2 separate regions of the Homo sapiens genome follow, and region 1 is linked to region 2. Evidence: read pairs that join two places in POLR2A ChIA-PET (ENCODE). Cell type or tissue: PC-9. All regions are shown on one strand. Links, peaks and the distances in the headings refer to the core of each region. The heading gives the core; the rest is flanking DNA.

The links. Peaks named below come from ENCODE experiments on the same cell type or tissue, not always from the same donor. Only the 100,000 strongest peaks of a DNase experiment are listed, where the experiment ranks them.
Region 1: POLR2A ChIA-PET joins it to region 2 with 11 read pairs; 9 of 35 experiments call an interaction of 5 or more read pairs at or near these places.

What each region holds. Positions count from the first base shown.
Region 1 is chr5:168,362,771-168,369,227 of GRCh38, reverse strand. All of the region lies in intron 1 of WWC1 (WW and C2 domain containing 1), which reads right to left. Among named protein-coding and RNA genes, the nearest start is that of WWC1, 74 kb to the right of the region's middle. RefSeq lists an enhancer at 3,576-4,109. In PC-9, for the core only: a CTCF peak has its summit at 3,496; DNase peaks (open chromatin) are centred at 2,877, 3,447 and 4,037; H3K4me3 peaks cover 1,922 bases; H3K27ac peaks cover 2,500 bases.
Region 2 is chr5:168,298,968-168,305,424 of GRCh38, reverse strand. The region is part of intron 1 of WWC1 (WW and C2 domain containing 1); the gene reads right to left. Among named protein-coding and RNA genes, the nearest start is that of WWC1, 11 kb to the right of the region's middle. In PC-9, for the core only: no CTCF peak of the experiment used is centred there; DNase peaks (open chromatin) are centred at 3,434 and 4,464; H3K27ac peaks cover 2,337 bases.

The sequences.
Region 1 (6,457 bases), core at 2,351-4,850, 63 kb before region 2:
AGCACAGGTGCTAGTGTGAATGGGCACTCAAAAATCATTAGTTATCCTTACCTCCATTTACCAGAAGGAGAAACTGAGGCTAAGAAAGACTAAATAACATTCTCAATGTCAAAGACAAAGCTGGGATTTCAAGCAAGATGGCTGGTCTCTAGGGCCCCTGCAGGGAGCTACCAGATTATCTTGAAAGCTGACACCTTCATTGCATCTCCTAAGCCCCACGGGAAAACACAAACTACCATTTTGGAGTAGAAGGAGGGAAAATGGGGTAGACACAGGTGATGGGGACTTCCCTCAGCTCAGGATGCACTTGGTTCAGGAGCATCTGCTCCAAACGACCTGGATGAAGTTTCCCCAAAGCCGTCTCCAGGCCACCCGCCACCACCCTCCATGCCCTGCCAGATGTCAGAAACAAAAGGCCACTTCTCTCAGTGTCTTGCTTAAAGTTTTTTAAGTGGTTTGTTCCCTCTTCCTTATGGAGAATGAAGACCAGCAACCAAGAGCAAAGCCTCATCTAACATCACCTCATCTAACAAAGCCTTGAAAGGGGCTCTGAAGGAAAGCTCCACACGCAGGTATGCCTTCCATGGGGAGTGACTCCATGGCTGATGACAGGTCAATCTGTGGGGAAACAGGCATGGTCAGGCCACCAGAGAGATCATTCTGGCTCATTCCTCCACCTGCACTGTGCCCAGAGAAGTCCCACCTACCAGAAGAGGTATGAATCTTATATAGACAGTTTGCAACCCAGAAAACCAAGAAGATACGTCCCCTTCCCAACAGCTCCCCTGTTTCTGCGTATAGATCATCACTTTTCAAAATTCCTCCTTGGAGATTAATTAAGTGATTTTAATCAGTGGTGCATCCAAGCTACAGAATCCTGTGTCTGGCATAATTGGTGCTCAATAAATATTTGTGCAATGGGTGAATAATGTAATGAATATGTAGGAACAACCAAAAAAGATGAAGTGTTCTGGCCAGGTGTGGTGGCTTACACCTGTAATCCCAGCTACTTGGGAGGCAGAGGCAGGAGAAGCACTTGAACCCGGGAGGTGGAGGTTGCGATGAGCCGAGATCGTGCCGTTGCACTCCAGCCTGGGTAACAAGAACAAAACTCCGTCTCAAAAAAAAAAAAAAAAAGATGAAGTGTTCTTTATTTTGCTAACATGAAAGATGCTCTCAATATACTCTGAGAAAAACAACACTGTTCAAAGATAAAAGCTACAGGATACTGTTACAGTATGACATTTTGCCTGAAGAGAGTGTGTGTGTGTGTGTTAGTAAAGAAACTGGAAAGACACAGATTGAAACGCTATCTGAATATAGGGATTTCAGTGTAATTTTATTTCTTCTCTTTCTTTTTTTTTATTAATTTATTTGTTGTGTTCATATATTAATCATAACTAAAATGTTGAATAAGGGCTAACTCTAGGCCTAGAAAGCAAGCTGTGTATGTGACATTCCCTTTCCAGGTAGCAGGTGCTCTTACTCTGTTTTGCAAATAAGAAAACATGCTCGGCATCACACAGTTAGTAAACACCACAGGTATAACCTGAAGTTCCACTGCCAGATTCCAAAACTCGAGCTCTGCTAATAAAAATTAACAAGACTGGGCCAGGCGCAGTGGCTCATGCCTGTAATCCCAGCACTTTGGGAGGCCGAGGCGGGCGGATCACGAGGTCAGGAGATCGAGACCACGGTGAAACCCCTTCTCTACTAAAAATACAAAAAATTAGCCGGGCGCAGTGGCGGGCGCCTGTAGTCCCAGCTACTCGGGAGGCTGAGGCAGGAGAATGGCGTGAACCCGGGAGGCGGAGCTTGCAGTGAGCCGAGATCCCGCCACTGCACTCCAGCCTGGGGGACAGAGCAAGACTCCGTCTCAAAATAAATAAGTAAATAAATAAAAAATAACAAGACGAAGGGTGAGTCTCAGAACAATCTGGAACACAGAGCAAGCTGTGCTAGAGATACAGAAGGTGAAATGAGACAAGAGGGACATCTGAAGCAGGCAAAAGGCATGGGGGCTTTAGCATATTTGGGACCTTCAGTTATCTATGTGTTGGTGCAAGGATATTCAATAGACCTGGGAAATCCATGGCTGCTTAATAAAGAGGCAATTAAGTGTTTCAAAGTCGGCTGGGTGCAGTGGCTCACACCTGTAATCTCAGCATTTGGGAGGCTGAGGCGGGTGGATCACCCGAGGTCAGGAGTTCAAGACCAGCCTGGCAAACATGGTGAAACTCCATCTCTATTAAAAATACAAAAATTAGCTGGGCATGGTGGCAGGCACTTGTAATCCCAGCTACTCGGGAGGCTGAGCCAGGAGAATCGCTTGAACCTGGGAGGCGGAGGCTGCAGTGAGCTGAGATCACACCACTGCACTCCAGAGCAAGATTCCATCTCAAAAAAAAAAAAAAAAAAAAAAAAAGTGTTTCAAAGTCATTAATACAAATGATTTACTGAGCTTGCTGGGTGTGAGGATGGAGATGGGGTTAGGAGGACGGGACTGAAACCCCGAAAATGTGTCACTATCTGGAAAACCATTAACTCCACTGATTGTTCCAGCCTTACACGTTGAGATGTCAGAGCCAAATACATTTATTCGCTCCAAGCATCAGTAATGTGACAGACATGTGGATACCCTACCAGGACACAATGCTGATTCCACTTGCAGTGAACACAGACACTGTGCCCAAGAGAAATAAAGCAGAGGGAGGCAAGAGGACCCAAAGCTAGAAGGAGAGGGCAAAGGAGAGAGAAACACTTTGGGTTTGATATTCTCATTCCCCTTTGATGCGATCACAGGGGAAATGCCAGAGGGCTGACTGACTGATATCCTGACTCCCAGAGCTCTTCCATGGGAAACAAGGAAGTGCCTATGGAAGGCTATGCAACTTACAAGAAATCTGGACAGCAAGATTCTCTCCGGAACAAATGCCAAGAGGGAGATGAATTATTCAGTGTGTAGAGATGTGTCATTCAGGATGAAGAGATGTGTTTTTGGCTGCACAAAGATTTAAACAGACACACTCACACATACATACATGCACACACTCACTCTTCCTGGCAGTTAAGGAGAGGAATTGTCCATTTAAACCAGCCACCCCCCGTCCCCCAGGAACTGTGGGTGCTCCACTGGCCTGAAATGTTTCACCTTGGGCAAGTGCTAAGGATGCAACCTGGGAAGAAATGTCCACTTTCAGATGTGGCCAGGACTTGGGGGCCTGCCTGGAACTCCCAGCCCCCACCCTCGGGTGAAGCAATTCACCACCATCCAGCCTGGTTCAGTCGGTCCCTGCTTCCAGCCTCCACAACTCGGGCTGCCGAAAACCCCAATTGTGAAATCAAATGACCCAGATGCTGGAGGGGCAAGAAGGGAGGGTGCCAGACAAGAACGAGTTCTGCCTCTTCTTAATTACAAATCTCTAAAGGAGCACAAACATTCCTGAATGTTTCTCAACAGGCCCTCCTGGAAAAACGGCCAGATGTGTCGCTGTGGAGACAGGTAGGTTCTGCCAGGAGCACCCTACAAACAGCACACAGGCACACCTGTCGGGGAGAGCCACCCCGGGGGCTGGAAGCCTCCCTTACCCTCCTCTCAGGGGCAACCACCAGTGGGTAACTGGTAGTTACTTTCCTACGGGCTGTGAGGACATGAGACCACGGTGGGCATTCGGCATTCTGACAATGTGCCTTTTCTAAGGAGGCAGCTCAGAGGAGGAGAGGAAAGCCTTCTGCCAAGTTTAATACTGGGTGGTGATTCTCTCGGGACTGAAGAATGCATACCCTATCTTTCATGTTCCTAGTGTTTCCCAAGCAAGTCCCAGCTTCCCACAGTAACCTCTTTATTACCGTCCAGCAGGATGCTGGCCTGCTCTCTCTGAGGGCTGGCTGGGCGGGATCACTTTCTAAAGGGCCCTCCAGACTCCAAGCCAAGAACTGTCCAAACTTTCAGCCGAACCTCTCCTCCCCAGCCCAGGCACAATGGCCAGGCTGGTTCTTCCCGCCCTGGGCTGTTTCACACGCATAGTTCCCATAGCTAAGGTTGCACAATTCCTGATAATGCTCCTTCACCTGGGGCTGCTGCAGAACACCATTTCTAAGCAGTCCCTTCACCTTTAGCTCCGGGGAGGCCAGAATGAACAGGAAGAAAGGCAACGTTTGAAGTCCTTCTTCCTTTAATTCAGTTTGGTTCAGACTCTTTTACTCATTGTCTAACAAATCTGGGCATGATAAAAATAACCATCTCTCAAGTTTGTTAGGAGAGCTGAGCACATGACACACAGCAGAGCCTTCGTTAACACCAGCTACAGAGGAAAGAGACAGATAGGGCCCTGCCCTTACAGTCTAGAGGGCGAGATGCACCCCAGCCAGAAGCAAATCAAGAGGGCCATTTCAGAGAGATCCATGCTATTCAGGTGAAGTGGAGGCGGAGGTCAGCTTTGGCGGCTCTGGGGCCTGGGTATGCACTTTGGATTATTCCTCTGACCACTGCCCTTGTGTTGAGCTGGAGGGTGACCCAGAGACACTCTCTGCCTCACCCTCCACTCTCATCCTTCCACCCTCATTTCAATCAATCCACCAAGCAACAAGCATTTATCAAGTGAGTATGGCACTCCAGGCCCATGCTAGGCACTACGAGGGCTCAGACGCTTGAAGAAGCCATGTTTCTGCTTCCAGGGGCAGAGGGTCTGGCCGGGGAACAAGACTCACACTCCAAACAGGCAGGGAGTCATCCCCACAACATTCCATGGGAGTGTATGTGGCTGTAACGCTACCCGCGGCCTGAGCCACAGGTAATTAGAGGATGCAGGGATATTTAATAAGGTGCTACGTCAGCAGTATAGACGCGAAAGGCCAACGGGCCATGGGCAGGGAGAGAATGCAGCAATGGGGTGTAGTCAGGGAGGGCTGGGGAGGGGAGGAGGAAAGAGCTGTGGTCAGCTCCATGGTTAAGGAGGAGGCAGGGTAGATGTTACCCACAAAGGCTCAGGAATGGGATGCGAGGCTGAAACCCAGGCTCCACCTCTTCCAGAACTGTAGGTGGGTTATGTAACCTGCTTGAGAGGAGTTTTCTTCTCTGTGAAACTTACACAGGAAGGCCCACTCTCATAAGGGTGTTGTGGGGATTAAATGAGATAACCTATACAGTATCTAGTGCCGGGACTGGCACAAGACAAGCCCTTGATAAATGTGGGTTGCAAACATAATCAGAGAGTTCTGCGCGTTGTGAAGAATCACATCACCCTTTATCTCAAATCCTTAACACGTGAGCTATCATCACCACCATCACCACACCCACCATTATCAGTCTTCACCCTAAGAGATACACGGTGGTGGTTAAAACTCACAAGTCTGGAGTCAGCCATCTGGGTCCCAATGCAGGCACTGTCACTCATTAGCTCTGTCCCCTTGGGCATGAACTCTAACCTGTGTGGCTTTGTTTCCTCATCCATAAGATGGGGGTGCTCAAAGTCACCGCTGCGTTAAAATGGGCTGTGCTGACCACATGGCATTCAGGGTTCAATCTACATTGGCTGTTAGGATGAGTTAGGTTTTATACCCCGATTTTCATGATGGGGAAACTGAAGCAAAATAATTGTCCTGGCTTGCACAGCTAATAAACCTTGCACTGTATTCTATCACCTCCCTTCCTGGAGGAGCTGGGACTGCTTAAACCATCTTTTTTTTTTTTTTTTTTTTTTTGAGACAGAGTCTGGCTCTGTCACCCAGGCTGGAGTACAGTGGCGTGATCTAAGCTCACTGCAATCTCTACCTCCCAGGGTTCAAGTGATTTTCCTGCCTCAGCCTCCTGAGTAGCTGGGACTACAGGTGCCCGCCACCATGCCGGGCTAATTTTTGTACTTTTAGTAGAGGCGGGATTTCCCCATGTTTGTCAGTCTGGTCTCAAACTCCTGACCTCAAGTGATCCTCCTGCCTCGGCCTCCCAAAATTCTGGGATTACAGGTGTGAGCCACCACACCTGGCTTCCTCTCTCTTTTTAGAAAGTTAAATGGGAGAAGGTAGGAGACAGTAGCTGAATTGGATTTGGTTCTCAAAATCTGCTCTCTGAAGGAGGAGGCATTTATACCTGGAATTCCCAAGTTCTTCTTCTCGTAAACACTTCCCTTCCTCTTGTTCTCTACCCTCCGAACACCTGTCTCAAAATTCTGGCTTTTCCACCCTTAGATCTCCTTGTTTCCCTACTCTGTTTGGGCTGGCTTACCCAGAAGTTTTCTTGGCCTAGTTATTCCCATCCTAAAATTCTTTTATAGAAAAAAGAAGAGGAGGGAGGGCTGGAGGGGAGATTCCAGACGGTTCCTCCACCCCAAACCCTCCCTACCTTCAGACTAGGCCCCCACAAACCAGTGGCTCACCTCCCCACTGCCAAATCTTGGATTCTGTCTTCCCTCTGCCCTGCTGGGTTGGTGAGATCACACACCTGTGCCCTTTGGGTCCA
Region 2 (6,457 bases), core at 2,013-4,512:
GCTGGGGAGGTGGGGAAGGTGTTTCTAAACTTCATTTGTAAGCTGAATCTTAATGCCAAGAAGACGTGAGGCGATGGTGAGGGCCTGGAGAAGGGAGTGTGGAGGTTCAGAGTGGCCAGCAAGGATTTGGGAATGATATTAAAAATGTTCCTAAGTTGGCCAGGCGCAGTGGCTCATGCCTGTAATCCCAACACTTTGGGAGGCCAAGGCAGGCAGATCACCTGAGGTCAGGAGTTTGAGACCAGACTGGCCAACATGGCAAAACTCCATCTCTACTAAAAAAAAAAAAAAAAAAATACTGGGCCAGGCACAGTGGCTCATGCCTGTAATTCCAGCATTTGGGAGGCTGAGGCGGGTGGATCACCTGAGGTTGGGAGTTCGAGACCAGCCTGACCAACATGGAGAAACCCTGTCTCTACTAAAAATACAAAATTAGCTGGGCATGGTGGCACATGCCTGTAATCCCAGCTACTCGGGAAGCCGAGGCAGGAGAATCATTTGAACCCAGGAGGCAAATGTTGCGGTGAACTGAAGTCGCACCATTGCACTCCAACCTGGGTGAGAGTGAGACTCCACCTCAAAAAAAAAAAAAAAAAGTTCATAAGCTAATTAAGACCATTTCAACTGGCTGTGTGCACCTGTGCTCAGGCGATTCTGCAATCCTGGCCAGCGTCTGCCATTCAACCACTAACAAAATATCTCAGGTCTTTCTGGGTGCACTTAGCCAGTGGTTTACAGACTTGAGTGGGCAGCAGAGTTACCCAGAGAGCTCATGAAAACCCAGATTGCTGAGCTGTACCCCCAGAGTTTCTGATTCAGTTGGTCTGACATGGGACATGAGAATGTGTTTCTAACAGGTTCTCAGGTGAAGCTGATATACTGGTCTGGAGCCACACTGAAGAACCATTGTACGAGGGCAAAAACCTTAGAGGGCCTCGTGACCAGTGAAGAGGCTGAAGAAAAACCCAAGGTCCTCCACTGGCTGCTGGTAAATGTTTGTTTTATATCAGCAATAGAAATAAACCACTTACATTTGTTTTGAAACTCCTTGAGCTATTAAGACACTTCTTAATATTCCTGTCCAGCAAAAGTCATTGTCTACTAGGAAGAAGTCTATCTTCTTAGGCATGACCAGTTTTTCCAGGGGACATTTTGCTCAGAGAGAAACAAGAAGTGGTTTACATCCAAAAAATCTGGTCCTCAAAATAAACGAATTGAGCAGTAACTCTGTAACTATAGAGAAAGTTATCAAATATATTATGGGGACTGTAATGGCTGCCATTAGAACTGCCTGGTCAGTGGAACTTGAATATAATGAGAGATGTCTAATGTGATTATTACTAACTCTATGAGATGGATTCTAATTTATTCTCATTTTGCCGGTGAAGAAATGAAGGCTCAAAAAGATATAAGTAACTTTGACCAAGGTCACAGAACCAGCAAGTGACAAAGGTATGTAAAGCTGAAGCAGTGGTCTAGGGGAATAGCGGTGGATAAGGCCTCCCTAGAGGGCTGAAGTGAGGATTCCATGAGAGGAGGGATTTGCTTTTCCTCAAAACCACCTCCCTGCACTTCCTGGAGTTGAAGTAGGGAAAGTCCCCTGGGGTGAAGGAGCCCAGGGACCCTTCCTCTCCCGAGCAGCTCAGCGCAGGGGAGTCCTGGCTCAGTTCCACTGAGAAACAGGGAGGGCAATTTCCTCTGATCCTGCTGTGGCCATGAAAATACAAATTCTATACATTCTAATGAAAGAGAAGTCCCTTCGGTCTTCTGGAATCCCCTTAGATTGGCTGCTTCCCCTTGCTTGCCTGCTTTCTTCTTGAGATGATCTCACTCTGTCACCCAGGCTGGACTGCAATGATGTAAACATGGCTCACTGCAGCCTTGACCTCTTGAGATCAAGCGATCCTCCCACCTTAGCCTCTGGTGTAGTTGGGACTATAGGTGTGGACCACCATGCCCAGCTCATTTTTTGAATGTTTGTAGAGATGGGCAAGAAAGTGAGATCCCACTTTCTTGTCCAGGCTGGTCTCAAACTCCTGGGCTCAAACTATCCTCCTGTATCAGACTCCCAAAGTGCTAGGATTATAGGTGTGAGCTGCCACACCTGGCCTCCTGTGCCTTATTTCTTAATGAACAAGAAAAACCCACAGGATTTTGCTACTGGTCAGGCTTTGGTCAGCAAAACAAAAGAACATGATATATGGTCCTCATAATCACAGTGATGCAGGTAGACAGTGTTGGCTCATGAGACCATTTTCTTTAGCCCTCTTAGCATAGGGAGGACGAAGTTACTTCGTTTGTCTTCAGTTTCCTTGTCTGCAAAACGGGGATAATTGAGTACCCTCTCCTAGGTTATTATAAGGAGTCAATGAGTCAGTGTATTAGTTGGTTGGTATGAGTTGGGTCAAGCCAGCATCATCATCTGGGGACCTGCAGGAAATGCACATTCTTGGGCCCCATCCAGATCCACTGACTCAAACTGAGTATTTAACAAGACCTCCAGGTGGTTCTGATGTTTCCTCAAGTTTGACAAACACTGCATTTGAAAGTAAGCTCCATGAGGACAAGGATTTTTGTTGGTTTAATCCCTGCTGAACCCCCAGTGCCAAAACAATGCCTGGCATATTACAGGTACACTATCCAACAAATATTTGTTAAATGACTGAACGTGTCCAGATGAAACAGGAGAGGAAGAAAAACAGACTCAGAGAGCCTGGTATTTCTACTATATTTGCACAGCTCCTTGACTAGCTGTGCCTCTCACTAATTTGTAGTAAATTCTACGAGTTGGAGACTCTATTGTGTATCACCATTGCACTCCCAGCAATTAGCCCACCTCACCACAATAGGCTCTTGATAACATCCTACTAAAGGCCTCAAGGTCTCCCGGCTTCAAATCTAGGTCCGCACCACCACTGTCGACAGGTGTCACCAGGTCTGTCCCTCCACCTTCCTAAAAGAGCTCTAGAGAACATCAAACCCCCAGTCATAATGCGATTTATCTATTTAACTATTTCCCAGTCTCCATCCCCCGCGTGCACACCCCATTGCAGCAGGGACTTTGCTCTGATCCTCCGCTCTGGCAACAGAGTCTGAGCACAGTAGGCACTCCATAAATACCTGCTGAGTGAATGGCCAACCCCCCGCTGGGTGGGACGTGATAAATGCCAATGCCCTTCCTGCAACACCACCATGCTCAAATCAGCAGGTCCTCAAACAGCTCTCAAACAGCGCAAAAGGGAAGACTGAGTGAGGGGACATGATATCAAAGCAGTTACAAATGAGTTCCAGAGACCTCCAGTTCCTGCATCAGCCTTTTTAGCTCTGCCATGACAACTGCAATTCATTACCCTGATTCACACACAGCCCTGGTGCCAGCTCACTGGCAAGAGTCGCTTCACTCCAGAAATTCCAAAGAAGGGCTTGCCCCTGATAAGACTGGGGGAGGAGGGGAGTTTACTGATTCATATAATGAGTGCTGCCAAGGTGGTTTGCGAGCTCTAATGTCAGTGTGGCTCAGGTGAGCCATGGCCCGCCAGGAAGAGACCTGAGTTGGCAAGGAAGAAACAGGGGTTTTAGTTCCTCTACCGTTACCAATGCACAGGAGGGTAGGTTGGCCTAACTGGAAAGGGCTCCCATATGAAGGCATGATAGGCGCTAAGACTTTCTATGTTGGATGTCATATCCTCACCATGACTCTCAGGGGTAGGTAGGTTCTATTCTTATCCTTGTTTTATAGCTGAGAAGGAACTGGTTCAAGGTCACTTACTTTTTTTTTTTTTTTTTGAGACGAAGTTTTGCTCTTGTTGCCCAGGCTGGAGTGCAATAGCACAATCTCGACTCACTGCAACCTCCGTCTCCCAGGTTCAAGCGACTCTCCTGCCTCAGCCTCCCGAGTAGCTGGGATTACAGGCGCCTGCTACCACGCCTGGCTAATTTTTTTGTATATTTAGTAGAGATGGTGTTTCACCATGTTGACCAGGGTGGTCTTGAACTTCTGACCTCAGGTGATCCACCCACCTTGGCCTCCCAAAGTGCTGGAATTACAGGTGTCAGCCACTGCACCCAGTCCCACTTACTATTTTAAAGTGACAAAGCCAGACTTGACTCAGTGTCCTCTAATGATCTTTATGGAGAGCTTATCTACTACAGGGAATCGTGAATCGTGTGGTATGCAATCCCATGTTTGGGTGGAACAACAAACACATACACATTTTTTTCCATAGTGGAAAAATGAGCTTGTCACTTGACTTGTCTCTCGGCCTCAGTTTCCTCATTTGCAAAATGCCATAAAAATATGATGAGCAATAGTGTTTGGCACGTGACAGACAATGGATAAGGATCTTTAAAGACAATCATGATTATTTATCACCATTATCACCAGGTGCCAGTTATTGTTCTCACTGTTAGTGATACAAAGACAAACAATGCACTTAGAAGAAATTCCTGGAATACAGTGAAATGCTCACAGCCCGACTCTCCAAGAAAAGCCACGACAGATGTAGGACTGGAAGGCTGTCCCAGGGTCATCTCATCCTAGCAGCCACCTGATGCCTGCATCTTGACATTTTATCCTTCCAAGTCTGTTACCCGTCAGTGGATCCCAGGGGCTACCCCAGGGACGAATCCAACAAGTAACCACCACTGGGCGGGGAGGAAGCCAGTGTGGGGGTTGCTACCAAAACAGGCCTGGGCAACAGCAGGCAGCCGACTGGGGAAAGTCAGCAGCTGCAGTTGGCCTGGTGTCCTCGCTGCCAGAGAGTGATGAATGGAGCAAGAGAAGAAAAAAAAAGCCAACAAAGGTGTCCCTAATCTTGATGCAGCTTCATTTTTTTTTTTTTTTCTGGCTGACCATTGAGTGAGAACTTAAGCCTCCGTCCCTTTTCTTTGGCAGACATTTGAAACTGAAAGATCTCATTTCTTCCCAACAGTGAGATGTCATGGGTAGAAGCATTGAGCAGGCAACTGGCAAGGGGTGGGGGGTGGGGAGAATGGGCATGTGACCCACCACACTTGTCCTTTTTCTTTCCCTCCTCCCCACTCTCTGCTCCACCCCCTCTTCCCCATCCTGCATCTTTAGAGAATATTCTCCGCACACAACAGTGAACGCCTGCCCCCTCCTCCCGCCACCCCATTATTATTTTTCTGCTCAGGAACTAAAGGCTAAATGGCCTGCTGGGGAAGGTCTAATAACAAAATGTCACTGTATCCAGTTTCTTAGTTTTCTCTTTCTTTATCTCACTCTGAAACGGATTCGAGGCAGCAGCAACTGAACCTTTGCTGTTCTACCTAAAGGTGTGCAGCCAGCTGGCCATCTCCATGCTGGGAGAGGCAAGACGGGAGTTTTTTGCCCAGATCTAGCCCTCAGCCCTGTCCAAGTGGAGGTGCTTCCCTTAGCAAATAGCGAGGAGCTGGTGATAGGGATGTCACCAGGCCACTTCTCCAAGTGAAGTGGATTCCTCTTATCCAGGGCCCCTTGCTGAACTGGAGGCTGCAGAGCCTCATCACCTAGCACCACATGTGGCTGGAGAGAGCTCCTGATACACGTCATGGACAGCCACCTGACATTAGGTCGGCATTCCCTGCAAGTGCCACTGAAGCCTGATCAAGGCTTCTGCCACTGAGGGAACCGTGCAGCAAGACGGTGGCCACCTTCGACTCACACTTATTCTAGCCCTGTTTCTCCTTACGTGCACCTGAACTTGGCGTGCCAACCTTCCAGGTAACTAAGGCAACCTGATTCTCTTCCCTTCAAAAGGGCAGTGTTCTTCTCACAGCAATCTGGGACCCCAGGGAATTGGAAAATTGGGTCAGTTTGGATAAGCCCTCTCCCCGGGAGGGGGAGGGATGGCGACAGAGAGGAACGGCCTTGGCTACTCATTCCCTGGCTGTTGGGAGCATTTACCCAAGCGACTTGGAAAGGACTGTGAACTCCTTGTACACACTGCATCCTTCAAAGAGTCCCTCTGCCTCCATCTCTCTCTCTTCTCCCATCCCCAAAGCTCTGGTTAGCCAGCTGCTCCCAGAAGGTGGAGTTTATGCCAAACAGTCTCCTAAGCTGCCATGAGGATCTCACTGGCTTCTCTGGTTAAGGCTCCTTAGCAAAGTCTCTCCCTGAGATCCACATCAGGTTCACCCATTTTAAGAATAAATGGTAACTCTCAAGCCCAGCTGTCAACAGGGCACTCTGGGGCCCTGAGATGGATTAATAAGCCAGGACAGAGCCAGACCAGGCTACAGCTAGTATGAGTGTAGATGCAAGAATCCAGCTAGGTGGGCTCCAGTCCTGGATGCAACACCTGTTGGTGATCTTGAGCAAGTTACTAAACCTTTTTTTTTGAGATGGCGTTTCGCCCTTGTTGCCCAGGCTAGAGTGCAGAGGCGCGATCTCAGCTCACTGCAACCTCCGCCTCCTGGGTTCAAGCGATTCTCCTGTCTCAGCCTCCTGAGTAGCTGG